Linked DNA regions of Homo sapiens: region 2 is linked to region 1. The links are chromatin loops, found by intact Hi-C in ENCODE. Cell type or tissue: CD14-positive monocyte. All regions are shown on one strand. Each heading gives the region's core, and the rest is flanking DNA. Links, peaks and the distances in the headings are about the cores only. Region 1 has its middle 5.1 kb from the start of BCL9L. Region 2 holds the start of C2CD2L (C2CD2 like).

Region 1 (5,367 bases), core at 52-5,051:
GGGTGCCCGTTCGTGACGCAGTGTGGGTGTGCCAGCGCCACGAGGGGCTGTTTCTGGAAGCACAGTGTGTACACACAACCGTATCTTGTAATACAATTTACTTTGGGGCTGCTGGGGGTCTGAGATTAGGCATCCCGTTGCCGGGGTTACTAGGACAAAAGGATTCTCCAGCTGGTACTCCTCACCGGCTGGAGCACTAGCCCGAGAAGGTGGGAGGAGTCCAGACCAAACAGTTCCTGAAAAGGACTCTATCACCTAAAGCAAATAGGGACCCAAGAAAGAGTTAACGCAGAGCCCCACAGTGACTTCAATCATTGGCTCAGGGCACTGTCAGTCAGAGGTCTGGGGGCGGGGTTTGTGGGGCCTCCATCTGACTGCCCAGCGCCCCTCACTTGCCCCTCGACCCCCACATCATCTCACTGCTGGGCTGCGCCCGCACCCCCATCTTGGTGGCGACACCGTCCTGGGCCCTGGAGGAAGAGCCGATCCGGGCATCCTGGCTTCCCCACTCACTCCAGCTGCCTGGCTTCCTGATAGATGGTGATTATATAATAGACTTGCTGGACAGAACCGTGCCAGCGCTCGGAACACTTTGCCCCCTCCTCGAAGCCTGCCCCAGGGCCTGGCACCTGCCACACAGAGCCTGCTGCCGGGTTCTGCCGGCGCCCCCCAGCAACGCCTCCATTTCGGGGTGGGAGACCCCAGGACAAGGTCCTGGGATGGGGCGGGCGCCAAGCGGAGAGAAGCAGGGCGGGTGCCCCGCGGGTCTCAGGGTCGGCCTGAGGAGTGTGGATTCACAAGCGCCTCTCAGGATAGTGGGACCCGCCTGGCCCCTTCCAACCTGAGCTTGCAACTTGGGAGCCAATAGAGGAGCAGGGGCCAGGGTGGGAACGGGAAGGAGTTTGGAAAAGGTGTGGGGGCAGGAAAGGGAGGCTGAGAGAGGGGGCCGGCTGGGGCAGGGGGGAGGGACTCTTATCCCTCACCACTGCCGCCTTCCCCGACTGGAGGGTTTGGAAAAACTGAGCAGGCAGCAAGGCTTGGCTGGAAATCCTGCAGCCCACCCTCCTGGGGACACAAAGCTGGAGGGCGGGGGCAGGGCGGGGGGAGAGAGCACGACCCCGGGGAGGACAGGGCCTCTTTTGGGGCTGGGGGCCCAGGGGCCGGACCCTGGGGAGGGGGTTCCTGGCGCTGTCTCCCTGCAGTCTGCTTCCCCCTTCTCCTCTACCCCCTCCGCTTCCCCCTCCTCCCCCTCCGCGGCTCCAGTCTTGCAGATTGCGGGCAGACTTAACTCCTTGAGTGCCAGCCTGGTGGACTCGGTGGTGGTGACGCTGTGAGGGAGGGAAGGAGGAGGGACTCCGGACCCCACTCCCACCCACAGTTTAACACCTTGTGCCCCGGAACGCAATCCCGGAACTGGTTGGGTTCCAGTGCCCTGAAAGGCTGCTTGGTTCTGGAGTCGCCACACGCAAAACAAGGCACCTGACGGTTCGGGAATCGCCCGCTCTCTTGCCTAATCTTCCCTGCCTCCCCTCCCCACCGCCGCCTCAGGGACTCTCCCTCCACTTTTTGGCTACCCTTCCCCCACCCCACCCCCATCTCCAAGTTGCAGCCGACAGCCGAGGTCCCTGCCAGATTGAAGCAGGGGAGCCCGGAAGTCTGGGTTTTGTAGCTGCCTCAGCGCTCTCCTCTACATCCCACTTCTGAGGCCCAGCGCAGGTGACCGCAGCCCATGCCTCTCTTGCCCCCAGAGGGGCTGCTTCACCCATCTGGGGGGCTAACTACCCAACGGAGGCAGGGAACGCTAGCCTCCCCTAGCTCCAGCGAGGACTAAGGACCTGAGTAGCTGGAAACCTGACTTCACCTCTACCCTAGCCCCTCCCCTAGCGAACAGCCCCTCCCCCGTCCTCTGTGACCCTCAACTCTGCTGTGGATGACTCTGCCGAGGGAATACCGCAGACTAGGCAGGAAGGGGTTAACGCAGCTACTGCGCTCGAATGGAGCGCCAGGTGAGGCACCACCCATCTTGGCCTTCAGGTGTGTGGGTGGGGAAAGAGGAGGGACACTGACCTTAAGGGCTGCTTTTTTGCCCCCTGGTGGCTAAATCTGGCTTAGCAGCCGCTGGAAAAAATACGCTCACATGGGGATTCGCGGAAGAAGAACACTGGCGACGACAGTAGAGTGTGCCTCTTGCGGGAACAGCACCTTCCTAGGGAAGGAGATCGTTCTGGGAAGGCTGATGGAAGGAGGGAGCTCCCACAGTCCCTGCCACACCATCCCGCTCAGTAGGCTGCCTCAGCCAATTCCAGATCCTTGCCCTAGGGGCTCTACTTGTGGGTCCCAAACACCTGGAGGAGGGTAGGAAAAAAACAGAAGATACAGGCCCTGTCCTCCCAGGGTCTCCATCTAATAGAGAGGGTCTGTAGGAGGAAGTTGCTCCTACCTTTTCCTTCCGTGCCTCAGGCCTTCCCAGAGCACCCATTCCCTCCAGACCCCAGCATCAAATACAAACCAGCCAGGCTTCAAAGCTCCTACCAGCTACCCCAACCCCCTTCAGCTTCTCTCCCCTCCAGCCAAGCTGATTTCTAGGACCCTCCCTGTAAAAAGACTCCACTTGAGGGATTCCAGGTGTTCTTATCCCCAACATGGCTGAGACCCTTCCTCCCATCTACCCAAAGCCCTCCCTGATTAGCAAAGCCAATCATCTTGAAGGGCTCCTTCCCCCCCTCCCCTTCAATTGCCTTACTTTTCTCCCTGTCCTTATTTCCCACTACTTTCCTTTCAAGACTTCTTTTTGCATGGGCAGTTCACCCAATTGGGGACAATTCTGTCCTCCTTGTACCCTGTGATACCTCAATAGTTGCCTTTTCTCCCAGCTCGGTGGCAAGCCCTGTAGTCCCAGCTAGCAGGCAGGAGGATCACTTGACCCCGGGAGTTCTGGGCTGCAATGCATTATGCTGATGGGTGTCCACACCAAGTTCAGCATCGATATGGTGACCTCCTAGGAGTGGGAGACCGCCAGGTTGACTAAGGAAGGGTGAGCTGGCCCAGGTCAGAATGGAACAGATTGAAACTCTGGTGCTGATCATGGTGGGATTGGGCACACAAGCCTGACAACACCAGGACACCCTGTCTCTTTATTTATTTTTTCAAACACCAACTCAAACCAGATGAGACCTTGTCTCTTAAAACAAACAAACAAACAAAAAAAGTCTTTTCCTTCAGGAATCCTTCTCTGACCAACCCCACCTACTTATTCATCCAACAGATATTTATTGAGGACCTGCTATGTGCCTGGCACTTGACTAGACACTAGGTTGGTACATGTTGGTGACATAGATGTTTGTCCTTTTCCTCACACAGCCTGCAGCCTAGTGGGGGTCAGACAACAAGTGAGTGGGTGATTTCAATTCAGTGTGGGCACATTTAGGGGAAGTGGACACCAATCCCAGACTTGAGAGTTTGGGGAAGCTTCCTGCAGGGACCAACTGTCTGAGCTGGAACTTCCAGCATCAGGTATGGTTCTGTCCAGGCAAACAGTACATCTCACTAGAGCTCTAAAGATAGAATAGGAGGCTGGGTGTGGAGGCTCATGCCTGTAATCCCAGCACTTTGAGAGGCTGAGGTGGGTGGATTGCTTGAGTCTGGGAGTTCAAAATCAGCCTGGGCAACATGGCAAAACTCTGTCTCTACTGAAAGTACGAAAAAAAAAAAAATTAGCCAGGCATGGTGGCGCATTCCTGTAGTCCCAGCTACTTGGGAGGCTGAGGTGGGAGAATCACCTGAGTCAGGGGTGGTCGAGGCTGCAGTGAGCCGAGATCGTGCCACTGCACTCCAGCCTGGGCAATTGGAGTTAGACCCTGTCTCAAAAAAAAAAAAAAAATAGCATCCCACCAAAGGCTCTCCACCAGTTGTTATGAGAGGCCTCTAAGGCGGCGTTCCCAAACAATGCTTTTTTTGTTGTTTTTTTCCGAGACAGAGTCTTGCTCTATCGTCCAGGCTGGAGTGCGGTGGCGTGATCTCTGCTCACTGCAACCCCTGCCTCCCAGGTTCAAGCAATTCTCCTGCCTCAGCCTCCCAAGTAGCTGGTAGCTGGTGGCTGGGATTACAGGCATGTGCCACTACGCCTGGCTAATTTTTGTATTACTAGTTGTGATGGGGTTTCACCGTGTTGGCCAGGCTAGTCTCAAACTCTTGACCTTGTGATCTGCCCACCTCAGCCTCCCAAAGTGCTGGGATTACAGGCATGAGCCACCATGCCTGACCCAAACAACCCATTTCTGGTTTTTAGTTTTTTGTTTTTTTTTGAGATGGAGTCTCGCTCTGTCACCCAGGTTGGAGTGCAGTGGCGCGGTCTCGGCTCACTGCAAGTTCCACCTCCTGGGTTCACGCCATTCACCTGCCTCAGCCTCCCGAGTAGCTGGGATTACAAGCGCCCACCACCACGCCTGGCTAACTAATATTTTTTGTATTTTTAGTAGAGACGGGGTTTCACCGTTTTAGGCAGGATGGTCTTGAACTCCTGACCTTGTGATCCGCCCGCCTCGGCCTCCCAAAGTGCTGGGATTACAGGCGTGAGCCACCACGCCCGGCCCCAAACAACCCATTTCTAATTCTCCAAGTCCCAAAAGAACTTTGTTCTGAGAGTCCAAAGTACAAGACCTTGGCCTAGTCACTTCCTGTCTCTGGGTTGCAGCTTCTTCAAGTGTAAAACAAGAGGCTTAGGTGCCTTTATCTTCATGCCCTTCTTTATCCTATAGATAGCGATTAAATAGTTGGCTTGTTGACAGAAAAACCCTCACTTAGCTCTCATCTGCATGGGGCTACCAGAGCTCATAAACCCAGGAGAAGCTGTCATAGGCAGGACCTCAGAGAAAGCCAGTTGGTCAGTCACCTGTGTCTCGCCCACTGCCCCCTTGGTCTGGCAGTTCTGCGTCCTGGGAACATTTCATTCTTGCTGCTAATGGAAGGCAAGAGGCTTTCCGAGATTGTGCTGGAGGGGAGAGCATGCCCACAATATATTTAGTTACTGTATTAATCTGCTCTAATATGTAGCACTATAGGACTGTTATTTTTGAGAGAGGGAATGTTCTCAGGTGAGGAAACTGCTTGGTGAAGGTCCAGAGTGGTGAAAGGACTCGCCTAAAAGCATAGGGTTGGTGCTGATAGCTGGAAGAGCCTCCTGATTCCGTGTCCAGACTCTTTCCACGACACCACGGCAGCACTTGATCCAACTTTCCATTGGACTTCTTCCTGTGTCTGGCTCATTTCCCTGTGAGGCCATACGATCTGGGAAGGCAGGCTCAGCCTCCTTATCTGGACATCCCCCAGAGCCTGGAGGGGTGCTCAGAACCTGCCATCTCCCAGGCC
Region 2 (5,367 bases), core at 136-5,135, 180 kb after region 1:
GAGGATCGCTTGAACCTGGGATGAGGAGGTTGCAGTGAGCCGCGATCATGCCACTGCATCCCAGCCTGGGCAACAGAGGGGAAACTGTCTCAAAACAAACAAACAAACAAACTAAATCAGATGTGAAATGGCTTTTCTACTTGAAAATGGCTCTAATTAACAACAACAAAAACCCAGATATGTATAAAATACATAAATTTTCGTAATTTACTTGCTAGTATTCCACCAGATTTTCAGTACTTATCCCACTGCTATTATTTTTCTGTGTGTGTTGTGTGTATGCACGTGTGCCCCTTTTAAACTAGAAACTCCCGGGAGGCAAGTGTTTTCTCTTCCACAGGGTGTCCCCATGGGGCTAGGAACACAGACATCTGTGTACAAGGAAGGCATCATCACACATAATGAGGCTGAGGCTGAAAGGAGGACTGAGGGCAATAGGTGCATATGGAGGGAGCAATTAGTTGTGACCAGAGTAAGTGGTCTTGAGGAAGAGAAGTATCATTTCAGTAGATTATAAGAGTAGAAGGACCTTTCACAGGCAGCGACAGTGAGACACCAGAAGCTGGTGGAAAGGAGGAGCTTGTGGGATCCCAGAGGAGGCAGCATTCAGTTATCTTGTTGATGACGAGTATACTGAGACTCCCTGGAGGTCTGAGAGCCAGTCTGTATCTATTTCCTTTTTTATTAGGAGGCCAATCCTAATAAATCTTCCTTCCCAGCCTGGTATTGGGAAGCTTTATCTCTTTCTTCTCCAGAGATCATTAGCCCTCCCTACCACCACCCTCCTGGGGAGGGTGGAAGGATGTAATCAAAGACAAGAGAGACTAAGGATTCATCATCCACATATACATGTTACTATCAGAAAATGGTTACTAAGATACTTGTCAGATAATCTGAGTATTTTTGTTCCCATGATGATAAAGTCCCAGTTGATGATCAGACTAATCAGAAGGAGAAACAAACACATGACTTTTGGCTTCACTTGAAATTGTGTGCCTTCCCTGGTAAAAGTTCAAAGCGTTTTCCTGAATGCTGAAGCCGGCCCTAGGATTCACAGACCAGTTGACTTGTCAGTGGCCCTGGACTGAGCAGACAGTGTTTGAGATGCACACCTCTTCTAAGTAGCCTTGAGTGGCTCCCAATGAGCAAGGCCAATCCACTGAATGTGATTGCTAGACAAAGCCTGTCCCAAAAATGTTTCATAGTGCCACAAAGACAATGAGACCCCTCTGGATAGTCTGGGGCTGTGATACTTGCAGGACTCTATCTGTGGCTCTGTCCAGTCAGCTGAATCACTCTTTTTCCTTTTCCTCCCACCTCTCCCCTCTTAGTCTAGAAAAAAGTTGTTAATTAAAAGCAAGCCCCAGGATTTCCCATTCCACTGGTATGGCATGAATGATATTTCAAAAGACAGAAATGGCATAGAAATTCTCAAAGCATACTTGAGTATTTTCTGTTAGACTTCTTAAAATTACAAAGTTTGTTAATCCCTACTATGTGCATAGGAAGCTCTTCAGTACTGTGGAGGATACAAACTAATATAATTGCAGTTGCTTGCCCCCAGGGAGTCTACTTCAGCATATTTGGAGCATCTTGGTTGAATTTGAGGGAAAAGAGATGACTAAGACATGGTTCCCACCCCTAGGCAGCTTCCTGATGCATGGAAAAAGCAGACATATAAACAATCAGCTAGACTCTAAGGCAGAATGTAAGTGCTAGAGGTCTAAGTAATGGAAGAAAGAAGGAGGACTAGGCTGGGCACAGTGGCTCTCACCTGTAATCCCAGCACTTTGGGAGGCCGAGGCGGGAGGATCACCTGAGGTCAGGAGTTCGAGATCAGCCTGGCCAACATGGTGAAACCCTGTCTCTACTAAAAATAACAAAAATTAGCCAGGCATGATGGCGCATGCCTATAGTCCCAACTACTTGGTAGGCTGAGGCAGGAGAATCACTCAAACCTGGGAGGTGGAGGTTGCAGTGAGCCAAGATCTCGCTACTGCACCCCAGCCTGGGCAACAGTGACTTTCTGTCTCAAGAAAAGAGAAAAAAAAAAAAAAAAAGAGGGAGGACTAACTAGGGAGACTCATGTAACTAGGTAGACTCACAGTTCAGATACTGAATTGTGAAGCAGTATCTGGCAGCATAGGACCAAGCACTCAGTGGAGAAGTTGAGGGAATAAATCAAAGAAGTCAGAGAATGGAGATCACTAGGGGGTCTGAGGGTTCCTGAAGGATTCTTGGGGGAAGAGGGTCTTCATAGGGAAAGCTTCTACCTGGACAACTTCCTGCATAACCTGCTCCCCTAAACCCTAGCTGCTCTTCCCACTGACAGCTTCCTCCTGCATCCCTGGTTCTGGCCCTGAGTTCTCTCCTCCCTTGATTTCATGTCTTCTCCTCCCTTTGAGATTAGAAACCCAGACTCTAGGAATCTCCACTGATTTGGCAGTCCAGTGACAATGCATGGGCAGGGCCACAGGAGGTTACCTCATTCACCCCCACCTCTCCCCATCATTCCTTACAGGGAAATCTAGGGAGGCCCAGGCTACCCCACCACCTCCTCTGGCTCAGACAAACCTGTTGCTGACCTGTCAGTTTCTGTCTAGCCCTGCCATCCCACACTTCAGAAGGCATTGTTTATTCTCTTATTCTCATGTGCTCATTCCTCAGACAACTACTTGGGTTTGGGAGAAAGATACTTAACACCTTTCCATCCTACCTCTTTAAGAAAGGGACTGTGTGCCAAAGACCTTCCCACATGTATGAAGAAGGGGCTCTTGGGAGAATGTGAATTCCCCCAGGATTCCTTTGAATCCTTTTGCAGGTATTTCCTTCCCCTGTCCTCAGCAAGCATTGATGAGCCCCAGTCCTGTAGAGGTTGAATCAACTCCTTGAGTCTAGGAAAAGATGGCTTCTGAGGCCAGAGGTTGGGCAGTGTACCTACAGCACCATTTCTTGGGAGCTTGTTGGGATATCACATACTTAGAGTGGCAAGGTCTTGTGGCTGAATCTATTGATAGTCCAGTGCTACATTGCCAGCTCCCTTGTCATTACCACCCCCTCTACACGTGCTCCATAGGCAGGAGCTGTTACTATGGAAATACATTATTTTTAAAAACAGACACACAGCCTGGGCTTGGGAATCTCCAGAACAAACCTACACGAGCAAGGAGGTTAATGGGGCTGTTTCTGGGTCCAAGCTCCAAGAGGAAGGAGGGTGATGATGGTGGGGGGAATTCAAATTCGGTGTTCTACTCTCAACCTCTCCCAGCTTCAGGTTCTGCTTTCTCTCTGTTGACATCAGCTGGACCTCTGCCAGACACTTCTATCTGGGAGGGACGCTCTGCGTCTCCTTACCCTGGGCCTAGCTTCCCCCAGGAAATGGGAAGCTAGAAGTCGCTGAGTCTGGGGGTGTTGGGAGAAGGGGGCGGTGATTTCCACAGGGGTCACCTCCTTCTTAACCTCACAGGCGTCCGACCTGTGGAAATCTAACAAGCATAGGGGAAAGCAAAGGCAGCATCTTAGGTAAGTGAAGTTACTCTTGCCTTGAGCTGAGTGTGGGAGCACCGCGATTGCAAGATGGGGCGAGGTGATCAAAGATCCCGCCTATTTTCAACCCCGGAACCTCCTCCGCTCGCTGCTAGCCCTCCCGCCCTCCTCCAGCGAGGGAGCGCCAGGCTGTCCTGGCCCCGCCCGGCGCGGGTGCGGCTCCTTTAAGGGCGGGTGGGGGCGGGGCGCCGGCGGTGTTGTCAGTGTCAGCTCTGCGCACGCAGCCCTCCCGGAGCCGGTGCCGGCCCGCGAGCCCCAGCGTCTCTGCAGACCAGTCCCCTCCAGGGTCCGGCGGGGCCCGCGCGGTGGGAGGAGTCGGGCACTGGCCGGCGACTAACGGGTCCGACTGCTGACCAAGCTAGGAGAGACCCGGACCACGGAGACAGAGACCCCGGCATCGCGACCCCCGAGGACCTCCTCTCCTCGCCCTGTGGCACCCACTAGTCCTGGGCACTCAGCCGCGGAGAGCCCCCGACCCCGCGCGCCCAGCCCCGGGGGAGCCCACCTCCTCCCCGCGGCCCGCCCGGGCCATGCTCCCCCGGGGCAGCGGGTGAGCCCCAGCCGGGACCGGGATCGGAGCCCGCGCGGAGCATGGATCCGGGCTGGGGGCAGCGGGACGTGGGCTGGGCGGCCTTGCTGATCCTCTTCGCCGCCTCGCTGCTCACGGTGTTCGCCTGGCTGCTGCAATATGCCCGGGGCTTGTGGCTGGCGCGGGCCCGCGGGGACCGGGGCCCGGGACCCGCCTTAGCCGGGGAACCCGCGGGTTCCCTGCGGGAGCTGGGCGTGTGGCGCTCGCTGCTGCGGCTGCGGGCGACTCGGGCTGGCGCCGCCGAGGAGCCAGGAGTCCGGGGCCTCCTGGCGTCACTCTTCGCCTTCAAGTCTTTCCGGGAGAACTGGCAGCGGGCTTGGGTGCGAGCGCTGAACGAGCAGGCCTGCAGAAACGGGGTGAGTTGGACCAAGCGCTTGGGTGGTCCCTTCAGCCTTTCCTTCCAGGGGAGGGACTGACTGCTCGTGCTAGGAGGCCAGACGAGGGTGGGCATAAACTGGGGAACCCTATGGCTTCTCTTCCCCTCCCGGATCAGAGAAAAGGGTGCCGCTAAGGCTGGAGGTTGTAGAAATCCAACTGGGTCCCCAGACTTCCATTTCTGTGGGCAAGGTACTCTGGTTCCAAACCCATGCACAAGTTGCTGTTCTCATAGCAACGCTAATCCCTGTGCCTGAGGGCACTTCCGCCTTGCCTGGGTGCTGGTTGTGTTGGGGCATGGGAGACAGGTGCACCTGCAGAAGGAATTTGCCTGCTTCTCATGCCACCACACCCATTTAACATTTCATGCCCCAAATCCCTGGTGTGGTCAGGCAGATCCCCAAGGAGCCTGAATCACCCCCCTACCCGACAGTAATTTCACTGCTACAGTCAAACACATCCTTCTCCTCCATGCTGGCCTGTGGTTCACTGGGGGTTGGGGAGTGTTCAGGTGGAGAGCAGATTGACAGTGCCCCTACCAGTAGATGAGCTTGGAACTGCCCCTTGAGGGTCAGTCACAAACCAGTCCAGCCTACTTCCTCCCATTGCACCATGGGCATCTGGCCTCCCAGGAAGTGGGGCAGGAAGCGTGGTCATGAGATGGAGATAAGGTGGGAGGTAGAAGTCTCTCTTTTCTGGAGCTCCCTCCCATCCTGACCCAGCAATCTCTCCTTGCTCTCACAGTCCATCAGCTCCTTGCTCAGAGGGTTCTCTATTTCCAGCCACTATGAGTTTGGAGGCTTTACCTTACTAGTTCCCCAGATGCCGGAAACAGAAATGTCCACAAGAAATTGCTC

Evidence for each region. A loop is a pair of places that touch in the nucleus more often than their neighbours do. Peaks named below come from ENCODE experiments on the same cell type or tissue, not always from the same donor. Only the 100,000 strongest peaks of a DNase experiment are listed, where the experiment ranks them.
Region 2: it touches region 1 in a loop (4-fold over the local background); 24 of 110 quality-filtered maps call a loop at or near these places.

What each region holds. Positions count from the first base shown.
Region 1 is chr11:118,928,344-118,933,710 of GRCh38, forward strand. It overlaps the pseudogene RN7SL688P. Among named protein-coding and RNA genes, the nearest start is that of BCL9L, 5.1 kb to the left of the region's middle. RefSeq lists enhancers at 246-365, 376-655, 666-715. In CD14-positive monocyte, for the core only: CTCF peaks have their summits at 83, 2,061 (motif pointing left) and 2,266; DNase peaks (open chromatin) are centred at 288, 1,298 and 2,108; H3K4me3 peaks cover 2,289 bases; H3K27ac peaks cover 2,097 bases.
Region 2 is chr11:119,103,605-119,108,971 of GRCh38, forward strand. It overlaps C2CD2L (C2CD2 like), which reads left to right and starts at 3,740. Exons shown (of 14, transcript NM_001290474.2): 1 at 3,740-4,491. The coding sequence starts at 4,138. RefSeq lists silencers at 3,575-4,024, 4,095-4,374. In CD14-positive monocyte, for the core only: no CTCF peak of the experiment used is centred there; DNase peaks (open chromatin) are centred at 3,257, 3,667, 4,767 and 5,127; H3K4me3 peaks cover 2,763 bases; H3K27ac peaks cover 3,060 bases.